Regions from separate parts of the Homo sapiens genome. Here region 1 is linked to region 2. A link is a loop called in an ENCODE intact Hi-C map of the cell type or tissue named here. Cell type or tissue: uterus. All regions are shown on one strand. Each heading gives the region's core, and the rest is flanking DNA. Links, peaks and the distances in the headings are about the cores only.

The links. Hi-C counts contacts between places; a loop is a spot of excess contacts. Peaks named below come from ENCODE experiments on the same cell type or tissue, not always from the same donor. Only the 100,000 strongest peaks of a DNase experiment are listed, where the experiment ranks them.
Region 1: it touches region 2 in a loop (8-fold over the local background); 1 of 110 quality-filtered maps calls a loop at or near these places.

Annotation. Positions count from the first base shown.
Region 1 is chr15:48,556,872-48,562,255 of GRCh38, forward strand. All of the region lies in intron 6 of FBN1 (fibrillin 1), which reads right to left. Among named protein-coding and RNA genes, the nearest start is that of FBN1, 86 kb to the right of the region's middle. In uterus, for the core only: no CTCF peak of the experiment used is centred there; DNase peaks (open chromatin) are centred at 2,590 and 3,960; H3K27ac peaks cover 2,752 bases.
Region 2 is chr15:48,365,133-48,370,516 of GRCh38, forward strand. No RefSeq gene overlaps it. Among named protein-coding and RNA genes, the nearest start is that of DUT-AS1, 36 kb to the left of the region's middle. In uterus, for the core only: no CTCF peak of the experiment used is centred there; no DNase peak of the experiment used is centred there.

The DNA.
Region 1 (5,384 bases), core at 227-5,226, 190 kb after region 2:
TATTTTTAAAAGCATCACCCAGTGAGTTGCTAAAAATAGAGTGATTTAATTCAAGAAAAAGCTTCTTAAAGTAACGCGAAACATCCTGAATCACCTGGCCCACTTACAGACTTTTCGAATGCCCTTCTTTGTAGTGAACTGTGCAGGTGAAGGAAGGTCTTTTTGGTACCTGAACCCAAGATTGAGAGGGGAGTTGAGTGCACACTACAAAACAATATAGAGATGGCCCCTGTTTTGTGTAAAAAGGCAGTGCAGTAGATGAAAAGAAAAGCACTTAGAACCCAAATCTCTATTCATTCAAGAATTTGGTAACCTATGTGAATTCCTGACTTTGAGGATCAGAAAGGTTTTTAGAGAACAGCTCGTCACTTCATAGATGAAAAAAACTGAGATTGGGGTGGTGCAATGATTTGCCCAAGGTCACACAGCCACTGAAAAGCAAACCAGCACTAGGACTCAAGTTTCCTCCTGGTCTAGTACTATTTTCACTAAATCATGTTACTACTCTGGATGCCGGCCTGATACATCCTGGTGCCAAGTGGCAACTGGTTTCCCCTGCAGAGGAGCAACAGAAGGGGCAGCAGAGTCCTTTTTCACCTTGGAACACGCTGAGGATGGCGTCAAGAAAGCCAGGTTTAAACCAGGTCAGCCAGAAGGGTCTGTCTAAAGCACAGCTGAGCAAGCGCCATTCAAGCCAGGATTCTGTCAGTACAACGGGCGTGTCAGCGACAAAGTTGAGTGAATGAAGTTCATGCCAAGTATTCATTGAGAAGGCTGGGCAAGATAGGTCCAGGTTGGGGAAGGGAAGAGAAAACGATGAGATGAAGGTTAAAGGAAAGGATGACTGGGTGTTCCTCTAGGGCATCTTTTCCACAGTAGGGCTCTCTGAGCATACTTAGCTGTTTGTGCAGGGGCCCTAAGACACTGGCTATCAGTTGATATGCTTGCATTTGCAAGATTCTCACTTAAAAATAAAAACTTAACACTCACCTTGAATACTATGCCTGAAATATAATTAAGCCATCACCAGGAGATGAATTTGCCAGGACTAAGGCTTGAGGTCTGAATAAGTAGGCTTCTCCTATGTGGCTAAGTTAAAAGTTAGAGTGGTTCCCCCACTCCCATTCACATGTGGTTTCCTATTTTTTAAAAACTCTTAAACAAGCTAGGCATAAATAATAATCAGCACTCCAAGTCCTCTCAGCCAGGCCAAGTTACCATCCAACTCCATTTCCCCTCTCCCTATTTGAGGTCTCCTTGTTCCATATAAACTGTTAAATCTTTGATCCTACAACACATTTCATGTATTTCTCTGCACACACCTTTGTTTCCTTCAGCCATTTCCTATCCCAGAATATCTTCTTCCAGTTTATCTAAACAAAACAGTTCAGCACATAAAAAATTATAAACACTTGGGTATCATTTTGAAAACCATTTCAACTTCAACATTATTAGCATAAGGTTTAGTTTTAGACCTTGGTAATTCCAGGAGAGAGGGTTTAAATTATTAGACCTATTCCAAGCCAGGATATAAAACCCTTTCTAAACAGGTACTCCCCCAAGTATGGTGAAGGGAAGCATAAATTATCTAAGTCATCTTACAGCCCAGTCAAGCAAAGCATAGTTTTTTTTGTTAAAGCTGTTTTGGCTGTTTTGGCACACTAACAACTAGCTTTGGAAATTCTATACCTAAGAAGTTAGGCAGAATTATGAAAAAGCAAAGAAAAAGCACACAAATTAGCAAAATATCTGGCTACAGCACATACTAATAAAACAACAGAAATATATGAATAGCAGACAGATCAGATTCAGAGAGAAAATTTAGTAGGAATGGATATCAAATGTGTTCAAAGACGCAAAGCCTGCAAAATGAGATAACTAGGTCTGTTTTTCTGACAATCAATGTTTATAATTCCATGAAAATTTTTGAAGTATCGTGGGAGTACCTATAGGTGCTGTATAGCTCTGACTTGCTGGTTAAAGCTTAGTCAGTGAGCTATGGAGCACTGTACATGCATTCAGATCTGCATCTGCATCCCTGTAGAGAAATCCCACTTACCTGATTTCCCACAAAGAAAGCTGTTTCAGCTCTTTGGATTCACACTGGGAACAAGAAGTGCCGATTATCTGAAAGTTCAGACTAGGAAGCAGGTGAATAAAAAGGTATTCCCTCACTCAACACATGCCCCAAGAGTTTTGGTCAATGCAAAGAGCAGAAGCCAGAAGTCTTCTTAGAAATCAGCTGCTACTAAAAGTTAGTGTAAATACTGAATACAGAGCACTAGAAAAGGGAGTGAGAGCGTTGTGTGCTGCAAACCATTCTCTCTATCTTAGGTATGTGCTCCTTTGACAATTTATTGGCTAGTACAGCCTGTTTCCTTTCTTAACAAATTGTAGCCACAAATATATTATGTCTAAAGAATTTTGAGACCCCTTCGAAAGGGAGCTTGATCCAATCCTCAAGGCTCCAGGCACTTTCAGCATCAGCAGAGAGCTCTCCAGGAAGTCTGGCGGGTGGAGGCTGGATTCCCCCAGACTGAAACCCAAGAACTCTCTCATTAGAGGAGTCTGACTCAAGTAAAAGGCCTGCGGAGGACACAGACCAAGGACAAGCAGGCAGACCTCTGTGAGGAGCCAGGGTCCGGAGCAAAGCACAGTTTTTACAATCCTCAAGAACCTCTGCCAACCCAGCCAGGCTACTTACCTCGCCTGTGTCTATGTGAACTAAGGAAACAGTGTAAATTCCCCTCTCTTCCCAGAATGACTGAGTAAATGCTAAGGCTTGTTAACAACTGCCAAGAGGTTTCTACAGTATTCAAGGGCAGACTGGATTCACTCTGGCATCGGAAAAGAGGTTGAAAGAGATGATGGCATATCAGAAGATTAGGACGATAGAGGAAAGTTTTCATATCTAAGCAGCAGCAAAACAATGAACAAAATATATTGAAGTGAAAGACGAAGTATTTTACCAACAAAATCCTATGGAGACAAAGCCTGTTTTGTGTGCCCATCATCTGTTTTCAGTCATCTATTATCTGCAAGAGTTAAGTTTGTCTATTTCTACTTAGTACATGTGGAAGGCAAAACGAAGTAACAGATGCTACACAGGAGAAGCCAGGCTCACATAATAAAGAGTTTTGAGGCAAGAAGGCAGAATTCATGGGCCTCCTTTACTCATGGGCCCACTAAAGGCGACTCAAATTGCTACTGCATGAAATCAGGCTCACCCTGGGTATTGGCAGAGGTACGTTAAGTTTTCTCTTCAACATACCCTTATCTGAAACCACGCTACGTGTACTCTTAGACAAGAAGACGAGCCAGGCATGAGACAAAGCGCACACACCTTAAATCAATAAAGGATCCTAACTTTCCTGTAGGAGATAGCAATAAAAATAACAATAATAATAAGGACCCTGGTTGGTGATGGGCTTTACCACCTACAAGCCTTATTCAAATCACTTAATCTCTAAGTCTTGTTTCCTTATCCTATAAAATTGGGATAATAATACCTGCCTCAGAGGATGTGGTAAGGATTAAATGTGATAATACGTAACAAATGCTTGCCTTACTGGGTGCTCAAAGAGCAGTTGCTAGTATCATTTAGGAGAGGATGAGAGAGTCAAATGTTATTCTCTGAGGTTTGGGATTCCCCATCCCCTTGGTAGTTAGGTGCAGAGTTTGTGCTATGTGATATGAGATCTGGTATATTTGTAATTTGCATAACTTGGTATGTGTTGGCTTTGTAAGTATTCCTCGGTTGTCTTCGTATGAGCACATTTTGATACTCTAATTACAATGCGAGCTTCTAAAATTGCAAACCCATGGCTTCAATTTCCTTTGGATTTTTCCAAAAGACTTCAACAAATGTTGACGGAGCCCCAAATAGCTCATATACTCAAGGACTTGGATGCCAGAAGAGGCCCTGGAAATTGCCTAATCCACGTCCCCTGCATGCCACAGTGGAAAGAGCCCAGTACTGGAAGTTAGATGTCCCACCCCTGTGTGACCCTCTCTAAACCATATAACCTCTCTGGGTCATAATTTCCTCATCTGAACAATAGGGATCATGCCATACTACCCAACCCCCAGAGTTGTTGTGAAAACTAAGTAATGTATTCAGAAATCGTCAGCCAACTGAAATACAGGGAGTTTTCATCAGTATTATTACAGACTAGAAAACAAAGTCTCAAGAGGGTTGAGTGATTTGCCCAAGGTCACCCAAAACCCCAGTGATGAGTGGTCTGTCAGGGAGGGGCTTTAAAATAATGAGTATAAGTGCTAAAACAAAATGACTTGTCTTTTCAAGCCAATTAGTGATTTCCTTAAAACTAGCTGAATGTGCAGTCTTTCCCTTCCTGGCTCTGCCCTTTGGAAATGTTCATTACCTTCTGCTACAGGGACACCTAGATTCTAGAGTATGTGTTTTTGTAGCCTGGGCAGAGTCAGAGCAATCACCTACTAAGGCCCTACAATGAATGTTAATGCTTTAAACATTTATATTATTTAAAAATTTGTGAATAGGCAATATATTCAAAGGGTTCAAAAATCAAGAAGCATAGAAAATATTCACTGAAAAGTCTTCCCATAACTTCCCTCTGCCCAGTTCCTATGGCCAAACAGGTAACAAATTTATTGGCACCCTGAATATTCATCCAGCAAGGTTTTTATGAAAACACAAGTAAATAGAACATACTAAATATCAATTCAAGCTCCATTACACTCAATTCAAAATTTTAAAGAATCATATTTACCTTTTTTAGACTTTATCAACAATTTTTGATTCATCCACTGAATAAACAACCTTCAGATGAAAATTTTCCTACTCTCAGACTATGGAAAAAGTATCTCTAAATTAAAGATTTCAGCTCCTAATTTAGCGTATGTTTTTACTCATCCTTAAAGCTCATCTTGAAATGGTTTATACTGTCAATATACACAGCAGAGCAAATATGAAGGCAAGTCATTCTCTTGGGCAAGCATTCTGGAAGAACTATTTAGCACATAGCTTTCCCTGGAAATGGGGTCTTAAGGCTTATTGGTAAAAAGCCCAAATTTTAGTGTCCATAAGAACCACTGAGGAACTTATTGAAACGCAAATCCCTGGACTGAACCCTCAATAATTTTGATTCTGCTGGGGGCCAGGAATCATTTTTGCTGAGTAACCCTGCCAATCATGACGTAAGTTGTCAGTAGATCACATTTTGGGCAACACTGGACTGGATGTTAGAAGAATGGAATCAAGCCTGGACTCCCATCAATTAGCTCTGTGACCCCTGGTTAGTAAGCTCAGTTCACCGAAACTCCTCAGAACCCTCTACAAAAAGCAGAGATTGGGCCAGAATGCTATAAAGTTCCTCTCCACAGGTCCGTGCTGTGATGCTGGG
Region 2 (5,384 bases), core at 211-5,210:
CCTCTCTTTTTGGCTTTCCATCTTCCAAAATACAATTGTCAACTTTTGTCTGATGTCTCCTCTACAGCTCTCTTTGTCCTTGGGAGTTTACACCTTTTTAAATCCCCTTACTGTCATTTTCAATAGGTTTCTCCAGAGAGTATATATAAATGTTTGTCTTTAATTTTCAATGTTTAATTTGAATCATAACTACTTTGTAAAGCCAGAATACCATCATGTGACTACTGTGGCTAAAATCTGTTCTTAGAACTTCAATCCTACAGCATGAGTTCTAACCCATAAGCATGCAAGATCTTTCACGATTTAACTCTTGGTAGCTTTTCTAACCTTAATAAAACAACCCAGACAAAGGATTTTGTTTTGTTTGCTATTTTTCAAATATTCCTACTCTTTCTTGTTTTCAAGGCTATGCATAGACTTTCCATTACATGGAATCTACTTGTCTTCTTCCTATGAAACACCTACTGATTCTTCATCTTTTCTATGAAGCATTCTTTGACTTCTCTAGATCAGAGTAAGTCTCTTCTTGTATGTTCATATAGCAAAAATAATAATAATTATAATAATAATAAAAAATATAAATATAAATATAAATATAAAATTTTTATTTTATAGTTATATTTTTATAATTTTATAATATAATTTTATAATATAAAATTTGATTTTTATTTTATAAAAATAAAAATATAATTATTATTATAATAAAAAATACTTCTTTAAAAACAACTATATTTTCCCAATCCCACAGTGGAGAATTTAGGTGTAGTATTTTGCAGTTCCACAATGGAGGACTGCTGCACAAAATATTGCCCTCAATGGCTACGATTGTGTCCTATTCTTCCTTGACTTTTCTAGCACTTAGCAAAGTGTCTGTCATATCTCAGCCATTCAGTATATATTTTATGAATGAATGAATATGGAAGATATAATCTGAGACCTCTTGGGTGCTGCAAAACAATTGCATCAAAAGGTAAAACCTTCACCCTGGAGCCAGGATTTCCAGGTCCTGATTTTTGCCTCAGTTGAGCTTGCAGGATATAACCTGGCATAACCCACTGTCACTTTTCTGCTCTTGAATTTACTCACTTGTGCAATAGGAATATCTCTCAGAATGTTATCTTCCCCTCCCCCCCTTTTTTTTTGACTCAAGAGTCTCAATTTGTTACCCAGGATAAAGTGCAATAGTACAATCATAGCTCATCGAAGCCTCTACCTCCTGTGCTCAAGTGATCCTCCCACCTCAGTCTCCTGGGTAGCTGAGACTACAAGCATATGCCACCACACCCAGATAATGAAAAAGCAATACCCTAGAGATAGGGTCAGTTGCCCAGGCGTCATAAGTTTTAAAGACAGGTTAAAAAATTGCTTTGAGTTCCAAAGTCCCTTAGACCAGTTATTTCAAACTCTGTAACTGAATTGTTTTCCTAATTGTTCTAGATAAGTTTGCTTCTCCCAAACACCAAGAAGGCAAGGACACCACCATTGGGAAATGCCCCACATCTAGGCATGATAAGCTACCCACCACACCATGGCTTTGTTGTTCTCATTAGCAATGGCTAATGAGCAAGGCTCTTTAAAAGATGCACCCTTTTTGTCTGACCTTGTCTGCTCGACACTGGCCTCAGATGAGCCTACACTCAAGATCCACCCCACAGCTGTCTCCTTGGTAATCATGTCGTGGGCCAGGATTTGTTTTGTAAAAGATCCAGCTGTATGGAAAGTCCCAACAACTGCAAATAGTCAATAGAATAGAATCTTTAACTCTGTTGCTGAGACTTCCAGGTGGGAAAACCTGTGAAAGATTGGTTCCTCTCAGGAAACTTCATCTCCACACTGGTGCACCTTTCCTGAGAACAGTCGGACAAGCACATTTTTCATTTAGAGCATCAACCCTGGAGGCAGCCAGACATGGGATTCTGCTTTTTTTTGCTGTCTGACCTCAGCAGGTCTTATCTATTTGAACTATTGACTGTGCTGTTGTTAAATGGAAGTGTCACCACTCGCCTCAAAGGGCTGGGTGTAAGAATTCAACAACATCATGTGTGTAAGGCACTAGCACCCAGCAGGCATCCCCTTCCAGTATTTTTCCTCCCAGAAAGGAAGTCACCATTCTGCTCTGTAGATTTTTACTTTTTTTCCTTTTACTGTTGGTACTTTTTAAATTTTTTGGCCAGTCTTTTATTGTTCCACCCATTATATCATCGTTCATTTTTCCTTATTTAGGTAATATGTTTGTAGTTTAAAATTTAAATTTAAAAGTATACATTTCATAAATTTTAGTTAAATGTTGGTCATATCTCTCACATCTGCTTTGTGATGATTTCCATCTTTTTTACTTTATTTTCTTTCTCATTTTTTGTCACATTGTGTTCTCTTAGTTTGTTGGCTTGAAGAGTAATCCCAGATAGCGTTTGGGAGTGTTTTATTCAGGCATCCATCTTCACAGTTGGAAGGAATAGAGAACCAGGAGAGCCCACTCAGTAGAGGTGAGGGTAGTTTGGAGGGAGAGTTGGGAGTGATGGTTGTGGTTGAGGGGCGGGGAGTGATGGTTACAAAACAAAGAAGAGTCACAGGAATTTGAAAACAAGAAATGAAATAGCATGGGAACTCATGGGACTTGGAATCTTGCCAGGAACCAAAGCCACTCTTTTTTTTTTTTTTTTTTTTTTGAGATGGAGTTTCACTCTGTCTCCCAGGCTGGAGTGCACTGGTGTAATCTCGGCTCACTGCAGCCTCCACCTCCTGGGTTCAAACAATTCTCTGCCTCAGCCTCCTGAGTAGATGGGATTACAGGCACCCACCACCACACCTGGCTAATTTTTGTATTTTTAGTAGAGACGGGGTTTCACCATCTTGGCCAGGCTGGTCTTGAACTCCTGACCTCATGATCCATCCGCCTTGGACTCCCAAAGTGCTGGGATTACAGGTGTGAGCCACCATGCTGGGCCCAAAGCCACTCATTTTAGGGGTATTCCCCTTTCCTCTCTGCCCCCTTTCTCCCCCTTTCTCTACATCTGCTCTGTGCTCTTGTCATATAGAACATGTCTCATGATGGCTAGCCCAGCTTCCCAGTCTACATGACCTTCCATTTGTCTTCTTACAGCTAAGAAGTTAGTCTCTCAGTTTCTCAAGTCCAAAATTTTAAAGAAAGTAATCCAATTGGCCCGGCTCAGTTTTTCTCTTTTCTCACTGGCCTGCTTATGGATGAGTTAGCATTGATCAATGTCCATCCTAGTCCAACTGGATATTGCCTGGGAGAATAGCATTGCTTGGAATTTCTGTGACTTTCTGGGTATGCCCCTCCCAGCTGGAGCATGAATGTCTTAGAAGATAGTTTGACCAGAATTCCCAGCTCCAAACACAGCAGTGCACTGGATTGGATCAAAATTACAAATATTGGGATGTGGCCAGGCATAGTGGCTCACACCTGTAATCCCAGCACTTTGGGAGGCCGAGGTGGGTGGATCACCTGAGGTCAGGATTTTGAGACCAGCCTGGACAACATGGTGAAACCCCATCTCCACTAAAAACACATTAAAAAATTAGCCGAGTGTGGTGGTGTGCGCCTGTAATCCCAGCTACTCAAGAGGCTGAGGCAGGAGAATCCCTTGAACCTGGGAGGCAGAGGTTGTAGTGAGCTGAGATTGCACCATTGCACTCCAGTCTGGGCAATAAGAGTGAGACTCTATCTCAAAACAAACAAACAAACAAAAAGAAAACAAAACAAATATTGGGATGCTTATTCTAAATGAGAAAATCCCCCCGCCCCCCACAAAAACAACTAATGTGTCAGAAAAAGACTTATCCTATGATGTAGAGTGTTTTTGGAATTTTCTCTATTAAAAATTTAGGTACCTGAGTGATCACTCTCCTTCTTTTGGAAACTTTCTTTTATGTGGAAGCTGTTTGCAAATAATTCTAAAGTGACATCGTTCCAAACTTTAAAATCTCACCTCTGGAAACTCCTAAGATGTAGCACCACTTGTTTCTTCACTAGCTCATTTAAGAGGGGGCGACCAAGGGGCACATGCCACAACTGAGCCAGCTTACCTGGCTACAGAGTTAGATAGGAACCTGGCATTCAGGCATGTCACCTGCATACATCTCACACATAGGCACAAGTGGGCTTGATGTGGGAGGTCCTGAGGGATAGGGTCAAGAGGGATCTCTCCCATGAGGCGAGGAACCTGGCCCTTGTTCATCTGGGTGACCAAGCCCAATTGTTAAAACACAAACAATCTATTCCCTGAAATTTTCTTTTTTCAGAGTGAATCTCCCATGTTCTAGTTTATACCTAAAATTATTCTACACATATTCAGAGGCAACATAGTAAAATCTCACAAGCTTTTCTGAGTTACTCTCCTAACCTAGTTGTCTCAGCAATCTCTCTCTTTTCATCTCTTCACTCTCTTTTTCTCCTCTCCCACAACCCTCCACTCCTACCAGGTTGTGCTCTCCACCTCTCCTTAACGTGGTTTTAGGAGTAACCTTTAGGAAGATCTGACTAGTGGAGTCAAATTGCCATAAAACATCTGAGCTCTCATTCTGACAATATGGGAATACAGCTGTAAGGCCAAAGTGACACCATCCCTCAGCTGAAGTATTGAAAATGCTCTACTCTGCCTCTCCTCCTTTCCTTCCCATCTTCTCGAAGCCAGCTTTTGTAAAGGGTGGATGACTGTGCACAGGGAATTTGCTTCTTATCAAAAGCATGAAAACTGGTACATAAACCTTTATTACTTTCCCCTATCCATTTTCACTGCTTAAATCTGAAATGTTTCACTTTGCTTTCCTACCAAGTTCAATGGTTTCTTTAGGAAACAAGAGTGTAGGCCTGGCACAGTGGCTCATGCCTGTAATCCCAGCACTTTGGGAGGCCAAGGCGGGTGGATCACGAGGTCAGGAGTTTGAGGCCAGCCTGGCCAATATGGTGAAACCCCGTCTCTTCTAAAAAATACAAAAATTAGCCAGGCATGCACCTGTAATTCCAGCTACTTGGAAGGCTGAGGCAGGAGAATCGCTTGAACCCAGGAGGTGGAGGTTGCAGTGAGCTGAGATTGCACCACTGCACTCCAGCCTGGGTGATAGAATGAGACTTTGTCTCAAAAAAAAAAAAAAAAAAGAAAAGAAAAAAAAAACGAAACAAGAGCGTAATGTACCTCTACCATTGATGACAGAGAATTATTTTTCTACACTTTAATTTATAAACGATATAACTTACCCAAAAGGACAGTATTTAAACAAGCTAGGGAACAAATATCAGGCAGAGAAGGGAGTTATTTATTGTTATTACCAACTTTTCTCCTTTCTAACGAGAACTCTTTGAAAGAAATGGGTCAATGCCATGCCTCTATTGGAAAATATCCCCCCAAACAGTGCTAGTT